Linked DNA regions of Homo sapiens: region 2 is linked to region 1. Evidence: read pairs that join two places in POLR2A ChIA-PET (ENCODE). Cell type or tissue: PC-9. All regions are shown on one strand. Each heading gives the region's core, and the rest is flanking DNA. Links, peaks and the distances in the headings are about the cores only.

Evidence for each region. ChIA-PET counts read pairs that join two places held together with the same protein. Peaks named below come from ENCODE experiments on the same cell type or tissue, not always from the same donor. Only the 100,000 strongest peaks of a DNase experiment are listed, where the experiment ranks them.
Region 2: POLR2A ChIA-PET joins it to region 1 with 6 read pairs; 8 of 35 experiments call an interaction of 5 or more read pairs at or near these places.

The regions. Positions count from the first base shown.
Region 1 is chr6:148,432,391-148,436,912 of GRCh38, reverse strand. All of the region lies in intron 2 of SASH1 (SAM and SH3 domain containing 1), which reads right to left. Among named protein-coding and RNA genes, the nearest start is that of SASH1, 92 kb to the right of the region's middle. In PC-9, for the core only: no CTCF peak of the experiment used is centred there; no DNase peak of the experiment used is centred there.
Region 2 is chr6:148,347,719-148,351,944 of GRCh38, reverse strand. All of the region lies in intron 1 of SASH1 (SAM and SH3 domain containing 1), which reads right to left. Among named protein-coding and RNA genes, the nearest start is that of SASH1, 7.0 kb to the right of the region's middle. RefSeq lists an enhancer at 2,996-3,505 and a silencer at 3,938-4,226. In PC-9, for the core only: no CTCF peak of the experiment used is centred there; a DNase peak (open chromatin) is centred at 2,294.

The sequences.
Region 1 (4,522 bases), core at 315-4,314:
TTCTCTCCTCCCCTAACATACACCGACTGTTTCATTTACTACTGCCGTGTAACAAATCATCCCAAATGTAGTGGCATAAACCAACAAGCACCTTATGATGTTCACAGGTTCTGTGAATATGAATTCAGAAAGGCAATAGCAGAAAAGGCTTGCTCTGCTCTACAGTGTTTGGAGCCTCAGCTGGGAACATGCAAAAGCTGGGGATGACTTGATGGGTGGGCTGTAATCACTGGAAAGCTTGCTCACTCAAATGTCTGGAAGCTGATGCTAGGGCTGCACGGGTTGCTGAGGCTTCCTCACAGCAGGATGCTGGGTTGCAAGAGTAAGCATATGGAGAAAGGCAGGCAGCAGCTGTATTGCCCCTTTGGTTTTTTGTTTTTTTTAATTTTTATTTTTATTTTTATTTTTGAGACAAGGTCTCATTCTGTTGCCCAGGCTGGAATTCAGTGGCGAGATCATGGCTCACTGCAGCCTTGACCTTCCAGGCTCAAAGGATCCTTCCACCTCAGCCTCCCAGGTAGCTGGGAGGCACATGCCTCTAGGTGGCACATGCCATCATGCCTGGCTACTTTTTTTGTACTTTGTGTAGAGATGGGGTTTCACCATGTTGCCCAGGCTGGTCTCGAACTCCTGGGCTCAAGCAATCCGCCCACCTTGGCCTCCCAAAGTGCTGAGATTTGTATTGCCTCCTATAACAGCCTCCTATGGTAAGATATCTGCCAGAGTCACAAGCCCTCCCAGGGTTCACGGCCACCTCTCTCAGCTGGGGGAGTGCCAAAGCCACACCGTGAGAGCAACACTGGATGGCAGACATCGCTGTGGCCAGCTTTGGGAATTACAGTCCGCCATGCTGACTGCCAAGGAAATGGGCCTGCTCATGAGTTTTCAAAATGAGGAATGGGGTGCAACCATTTATTCATGACAATATCTGGAAGGATTATCTCGTGGCTTTTACAACATTTACTCAAGTATATCTTGGCAATAGTCAGCCTGAATTATCACTTAAGGTCAAAATATTGCACTGTATTAGGCTGCAATGATCATGTCTCTCATTTCAAACCTATGATTATAGAAAATTTTAAATATACAAAAGTAAAGAGAAGAGGATAATAAACTCCCCAATTCCTACTACCCAGCTCCAACAATCAGCAGTTCAGAGTTGATTTTGTTTCCTCTATACCTTTACTGTTACTTCATGTTCATCTCATTTTACTTTGAAGAAAATCCCAGACATCAAATCATGAAATATCACCATTTCTAAGTTAAGAATTAGCTATCAGAGTTCCTTAACTGTTGCTCAATCTTGAGCACGTGGCTCAACCACCAAGAATTTGACTCCTTCCTGGTACTGGAGGACTTTCTTTGGTCATAAGGAAAAATCGTATTTATGAAATTTAGATACTCCATCTAAATGTTGCAAAGGGACATGAAGAAATGCATTCTGAAGTTGAATGTAACTTTAGAGTTTATTAGAAAAGTATTCACTATTGTTTCCTAAGTGTAAATATACTATCCTTTTTTTTTTTTTTTTTTTGAGTCAGAGTCTGGCTCTGTCTCCCAGGCTGGAGCGCAATGGCACGATCTTCGGCTTACTGCAACCTCCACCTCCCAGGTTCAAGTGATTCTCCTGCCTCAGCCTCTCAAGCAGCTGGGATTACAGGTACCCACCACCACGCCCAGATAATTTTTGTATTTTTAGTAGAGATGGGGTTTCACCATATTGGCCAGGCTGGTCTCTTGGCCAGACTGGTCTCCAACTTCCGACCTCGGGATCCATCCACTTCGGCCTCCCAAAATGCTAGGATTACAGGCATGAGCCACCTCACCTAGCAATGCTTTCAATATTTTTTTCTTATTTCCTCACCCCCTCCAATAGAGACAAGTCTCGTTATGTTGGCCAGGCTGGTCTTGAACTCCTGGCCTCAAGCAATCCTTCCACCTCAGCCTCTAAAAGTGCTGGGATTACAGGCATAAGCCCCTGCACCTGGCTACATCCTTTAAAATTTCTGAATATGATATGCACATAAACTTTGCTTGGAAAAAGCATATTCTACGCAGAATTTAATGAGAAATTACTCCTCAGAATGACCTGGGAGAGCCACACAACACTGGTGGCTGAACTTGAACCTTAAGTGAGGGCATTATAACTTAGTTTGAAATGTTTTAAATACATTAAAAAAAGAAAGTGAATTGTGAATTTTTTCTGTGGCTGGTGAGGTGAGAAGATTTTGAAATTTGACCTATAGATTGAATTGTTCATCATTAAGTCACATATGGATACCTTAGTTAAGAATGACAAATCTCATTAACATTACAAACTCTTAAAGAAACCATCCCAAGTTAAGTGTAACAGTGAAAACTAAACACAAATACAAATATATCCCAACATGAACGCATGCATGTTTGTTCATATATGAATGTGTGCACATAGAGGAAAAAAAACGCTGAGAGTATATCTCACTGAATTTTTTTACAAGCATGTAGTCTTGCATTACTTTTTTCTAAAGATGAAAGATTAGCTTAAAAATACGATCTCCAGGCCGCGCACGGTGGCTCATGCCTGTAATCCCAGCACTTTGGGAGGCTGAGGCAGGCAGATCACGAGGTCAGGAGATTGAGACCACCCTGGCTAACACGGTGAAACCCCATCTCTACTAAAATACAAAAAATTAGCCTGGCGTGGTGGCGGGCGCCTGTAGTCCCAGCTACTCGGGAGGCTGAGGCAGGAGAATGGCATGAACTCAGGAGGCAGAGCTTGCAGTGAGCCAAGATTGCGCCACTGCACTCCAGCCTGGGGGACAGTGCAAGCCTCCGTCTCAAAAAAAAAAAAAAAAAAAAAAAAAAAAAAATCTCCAGTTCCCCTATGTTTTTAAATTATCTACATATGTATGTCTATAAATGCAGAAGAAAATATCTAAAAGAATTCTACACGCCAATGGTTACTTCTCAATTTATAACCTTTTTCAATTACTTTAATATATTTTTAAAACATAATAAAAGATATATATAACAAATTCCTTTTGTAATAAAAAGTATACATATACAAATTATTCATATATTTTTTAAAACTTAATAAAAGTCCCCAAAGTTAACTCTGATAACAATTTAAGAATGACAAATCTCATTAACATTACAAACTCTTAAAGAAACCCTCCCAAGTTAAGTGTAACAATTAAGTCCAACAATTAAGCTAAAAAGCTACCTAAGAAATGTTAAAACAGGCCGGGCATGGTGGCTCACCAGCACTTTGGGAAGCTGAGGCGGGCGGATCACGAGATCAGTAGTTCAAGACCAGCCTGGCCAACATACTGAAACCCTGTCTCTACTGAAAATACAAAAATAAGCCAGGTGTGAAGGCACACACCTGTAGTCCCAGCTACTCAGGACACTGAGGCATGGGAATGGCTTGAACTGGGAGGCAGGGGTTGCAGTGAGCAGAGATCACGCCACTGCACTCCACCCTGGGCGACAAAGAGAGACTCCGTCTCAAAAAAAAAAAAAAAAAAGAAAAAAGAAACAAAAGTATTAATACTTTATTTCTCTAGTTAGGTCATGGCTAGTATTGAAATATTTTCTTGATGTGTTAAAATTTGTATATTTTATTATTAATAGAGAAGGACCATGCTGAAATGATTTCATATTCATACTTTGACTAAAAGAGGCTCCGCTATAGTATGGTATAGTTAAAAAGAAAAATGAATCAGGTGATCAAAAATCTTACTGGGGAGAAAAACCTCAAATGCATTTATTGTCAGATTGGACAATTTGTAGAAAAAATAGTTCCACAAACATTTATTGTATCTAATACAGAAGCTAAAAAAATAAATAAATCCAACAACAAAAGCAAAACCCAAGTATTGCAAGATGAAATCAGTAGTTTGCCAAAACCAAAACCGAAACAAATGTGTACCTGTGTGTGCTTTCACCTGCTTGTGTATGTATACACACACACATCTACAGCCACACTAAAAGGGACTAGGTCAAATACAAAACTAAGTCTCTGACCCTAAATGATGACATTCTGGCTTTAGGAGCTACATCCCATTGTGCAAAATACCAGACTCAAAAACCCACCCAGGGCAGAATTAGATCCTGGAAAACAAATATCATGCCCTCATCCCCACTCCCACTTTGTCTCCACCTTCCTGTGGAAATCCACACGTTCCTCCTCCCTTAATGCTGCCAAGGCTGCAAGCCAAATGAACTTCACAGCTGGAAAAGCAGGAGGGACAAATCCCCCTTCTGTTCCAAAAATGGAGAGGAAGAATACCAGGCGCCCACCAGCTCAGCTCAGTGCCAAGTTCTCCTCCTCCACACTAGGTACAGGAAGGAGGAGGTGGAAAAAGCCAGAGGCGATCGGATGCTTAGCCACATGCAGCTAAAAGTAAAATGCCACATGCTACTACTGATGCATGCAATTAATGGAAGGACCCAAGCTCTGAACTGCTGTGGAAAGTTGCTGCCGGTCACAGATTTACGTTTTTTTTATCACTTTACAAGAAGGCTGTAGAGTTGTGGTATC
Region 2 (4,226 bases), core at 1-4,000, 85 kb after region 1:
GGTCCTTAAAATCCTATGAAAACAGACAAAGACAAACTCCTATAGCAAAGATACATATTCTTGAACTAGAGTATTCCTTTCCTCTACAAATAATTTAATGTTGAAACACTAAATTTTTAAAGCACACACACACATAAACATGTTTTAGCTCTAGGTTAAAAACAATTGTTGGCTGACAGCAAGACCAATACAAAATTATTATTAAAGTCAACAAAGTCAAGGGTGCTTAGGATACATTTTAAAGGAAACTAGGTCCTACTAGATTAAGGGCAGTTAAAAAAAAAAAAAAAAAAAGCGGTGAGTAACTAGGGCTCAGGGCATATCCCAAGATTTTTTATTCTGCTCCTCAATGGCTCTTTACTTAAAAATCATGTGATTCTTATAATGCTTTTATTTTCTTTCTTACTACCTCATGCTAGGAGAAAGAAGGAAGCCACAACCAGGCAGAGTGATGGGTGGACACATGGAAACTTCCTCACTCACTACTTGCTGCAAAAGGAATCTAGCAAATAGTGAATGAAACATCAAAATCAACCATGAATGGAACTTGCATCAGACACCCAAGGAGAACTGCAATGTATCTCTGTGAACACAGAGAACATTAGTCTGAAGAGCAAACATAAATACAAATATATTTCCGTTTTCACCAATCATCTTGAAAAACAAACATAAATACAAATATATTTCCATTTTCACCAATCATCTTGAAAGCCATAGAAGAGCCTTTCAGAAAAAAAAAAAAAAAAAAAAAAACTACTATCGCAGAAAGGAAATACTAGCCCTTTCTCAAGCGTTTGTCTTCTGAGTCTCAGAGTTACCATAATGCCTGGATACCCAGTCTCCAGGATGGAGATGTCTGTATTACATGACTTGACATGGCAGGAAAGATACAAGATAGGTTATCTCTGTGAAGCATCTCTCCTCATAAAGAATTAATGCTGCCCAGTGAAACACTTCAGAGAACAAAAGAAGGGACGTTCAACATCTGGCTAGGAGCAAAGCTAATGAGGAAGAGACCTACCATTTTCAGGTCTTCTTACAAAAGTGAATTAATAAATAGATGAGCATATCATTTGAAAAATGACAATTTATGTACTCAAAAAATACATTTTATCTCAAAATTAGTCTGAAGGTTTAGTTAATTCTTGTAGTCTCAGTCTGTACTCACAGGTATTAAATGGTATCACTGATAGTGAGAGTCAGTCTCTGTCCATTTAGATTCACTCTTTTGAGACCAATTTCATTTTTACTAATGCCAAGAATGTGTGTCAACCACAGGTAGGCACATCGTCTATTACAGTGGGATTATGACAGTCAAGTCTTAGACACGAAACAATCAGGTAGCACCACAGCACTCTTAAAAAGGACACATTAGATAAACAATAGTTTTTCCTCTTACATCCTTTGTAAAATTGAGCTACGGATTTGCAAATGAATAAATTTGCATTGAACTACATATTTCCCACTATTTCACTGTACTCTACAATTAGCTTTTAAAAGAATGATTTAAAGATCTTTCAGTGGTGTGCATATTGTTATAAATAATAATTCCCCCTTTTAAGGAACCACATTCTATCAGTATAGAGAGACAGGTATACAAATATTTGTACATATATACATGGATAGATACTTTTTTCTTTTTTCTTTAATAAGAATTACAGATGAGATCTCGCTATGTTACCCAGGCTGGTCTAACTCCTGGCCTCAAGCGATCCTCCAGCCTTGGCCTCCCAAAGCAGTGGGATTACAGGTGTGAGGCGCTGTGCCTGGCCGCCTTTTCCTTTAGAGAGAAAGAAAATCTGCCGGGCGCGGTGGCTCACACCTGTAATACCAACACTTTGGGAGGCCGAGGTGAGTGGATCACGAGGTCAGGAGATCGAGACCATCCTGGCTAACACGGTGAAACCCCATCTCTACTAAAAATACAAAAAATTAGCCGGGCGTGGTGGCAGGCGCCTGTAGTCCCAGCTGCGCAGGAGGCTGAGGCAGGAGAATGACATGAACCCGGGAGGAGGAGCTTGCAGCGAGTCGAGATCACACCACTGTACTCCAGCCTGGGCGACAGAGCGAGACTCCGTCTCAAAAAAAAAAAAAGAAAAAAAGAAAATCACAAGGCATACGACATCTCTAAAATGTCTTGCATTAACTCAGCCCACTCTTGAGCATAAAAGAATTATCAAAAGAAAGTTACCATGGAGCAGTCTTGATTACTTTAGAGACTGTACAAAGTGTTGGGCCTCAGGCAGCCAGAGGACAGGTAATGACTCGACACAGAAACATCTGGTTGGGGCTCTCACTATCCCTGCCTGGGTCACTAAAGTAGTCTCCTTCCCTCCAACCTCATTGCCACCCCATCGCCTACAAAAGTTACTTTTCTGGCCGGGCGGGCGTCGTGGCTCACGCCTGTAATCCCAGCACTTTGGAAGGCCGAGGCAGGCAGATCACCTTAGGTCAGGAGTTCAAGACCAGCCTGGACAATATGGTGAAAACCCATTTCTACTAAAAATACAAAAATTAGCCGGGCATGGTGGCAGATGCCTGTAATCCCAGCCACTTGGGAGGCTGAGGCAGGAGAATTGCTTGAACCTGGAAGGTTGAGGGTTGCAGTGAGCCGAGATCGCGCCACTGTAACTCCAGCCTGGGCAACAGAGTTTGACTCACTCAAAAAAAAAAAAAAAAAAAAAAAAAAAAAGAAAGAAAGAAGAAAGAATGAAATAAAAAAGTTACTTTTCCAAAACACAGACGCAAGTAGTCCCATGCCCAATGGCCTCTTTCACCGGTGCCCACAAACCTTATCCAGCAACATCAGCACCCAGATCTGGGAGATCTGTGCCCTTCCACCTTTGTCCCTCTTTGCTCTGTGGGGAAGGGCCCACCTCGCACCTTCCTTTTTATCCCTCTCACTAGAAAAGACCTCTCTGGGAACTCCTACTTATCCCTCAGGGCCCAAATCCAAAGGTATGTCTGGTAGGGGCCGCCCAGACGCTCCTGGGTTGCTGATCCTGAGTGAAGGGATCCTACCGCCTTCGGGGCGCTCTGCCCACTGCCCTGTGAGGTTGGGTATATACTCAGCGACCGTGGGGCTGAGGCTTTTGCAGCAAAACTAACCTTTTGTAGAATTCAAGGGCAAGTATCGCTAATAGCTCAATAGCTTAAACAAACAAAAATTAGCAGCCAATAAACGTCTGAAGAAGATGTGTGAAAGAATGAACTATACACAGTTGCAAATGGAAGTCAGTTTCAGGGAAATACATGATCCAACTCTCAGCTTCCCCATCTACTATCTGCATGACTTAGGACACAGACGTTTACATCTGAACTGTAAAATGAGGGCAAGAATACTCACTGACCACACCTCCTACAAGGATCAAGTAAGGAAATGTATGCGCAAGATCCAGCACAGCCCCAGGACTCTACACAGGAGCACTGCCTCTCACTCCGTCCCCATAGAGCTGCATGCAAAGGACCTCAGTAAGAAGCCAGGTGGCAGAGGGAAGGGTTGTATGGCTGAGCAAAAGAAAGACAAGGTAGAGAACAGCAAATAAAGGCAGAAAGGCAGGAGAAGGGAATCATGGAAGAAGGTCACTTAAGCTTAAGGGGTCTCCTTTAGCAGGAAAAGATTCGGCAACCCCAACCAAAATTATCAAAGCCGGCCAGGCGCAGTGGCTCACGCCTGTAATCCCAGCACTTTGGGAGACCGAGGTGGGTGGATCACTTGTGGCCAGGGATTTGAGACCAGCCTAAACCCTGTCTCTACTAAAAATACAAAAATTAGCCAGGTGTGGTGGCAGACGCCTGTAATCCCAGCTACTTGGGAGGCTGAGGCAGGAGAATCGCTTGAACTCGGGAGGCAGAGGTTGCAGTGACCGGAGATTGCACCACTGCACTCCAGCCTGGGAGACAGAGTGAGACTCCTTCTCAAAAATAAATAAATAAACAAATAAATAAATAAAATTATGAAAGCCATTGACTTAGTCTTTGCCAAAGAAGTGAACATCCAGACGCCTGAGTTCTGCCTCCTCTCTGTTACCCTGAGTAAGTCTTTTACACCTGGAAGCCCTCCAAACCCTTCTCTCTAAATGAGAGTTGAGGGTGCATTTCCAAGGGCGCTTCAATCCCTTCCAGTACATAACCCTGCAACTTCTCCACATAGAGAGGCCACAAGGCTTTCTTCAGTGGGCTAAAAGGAACATCATAAAATTAAGGTGAAGTCAGAATATTTGAAA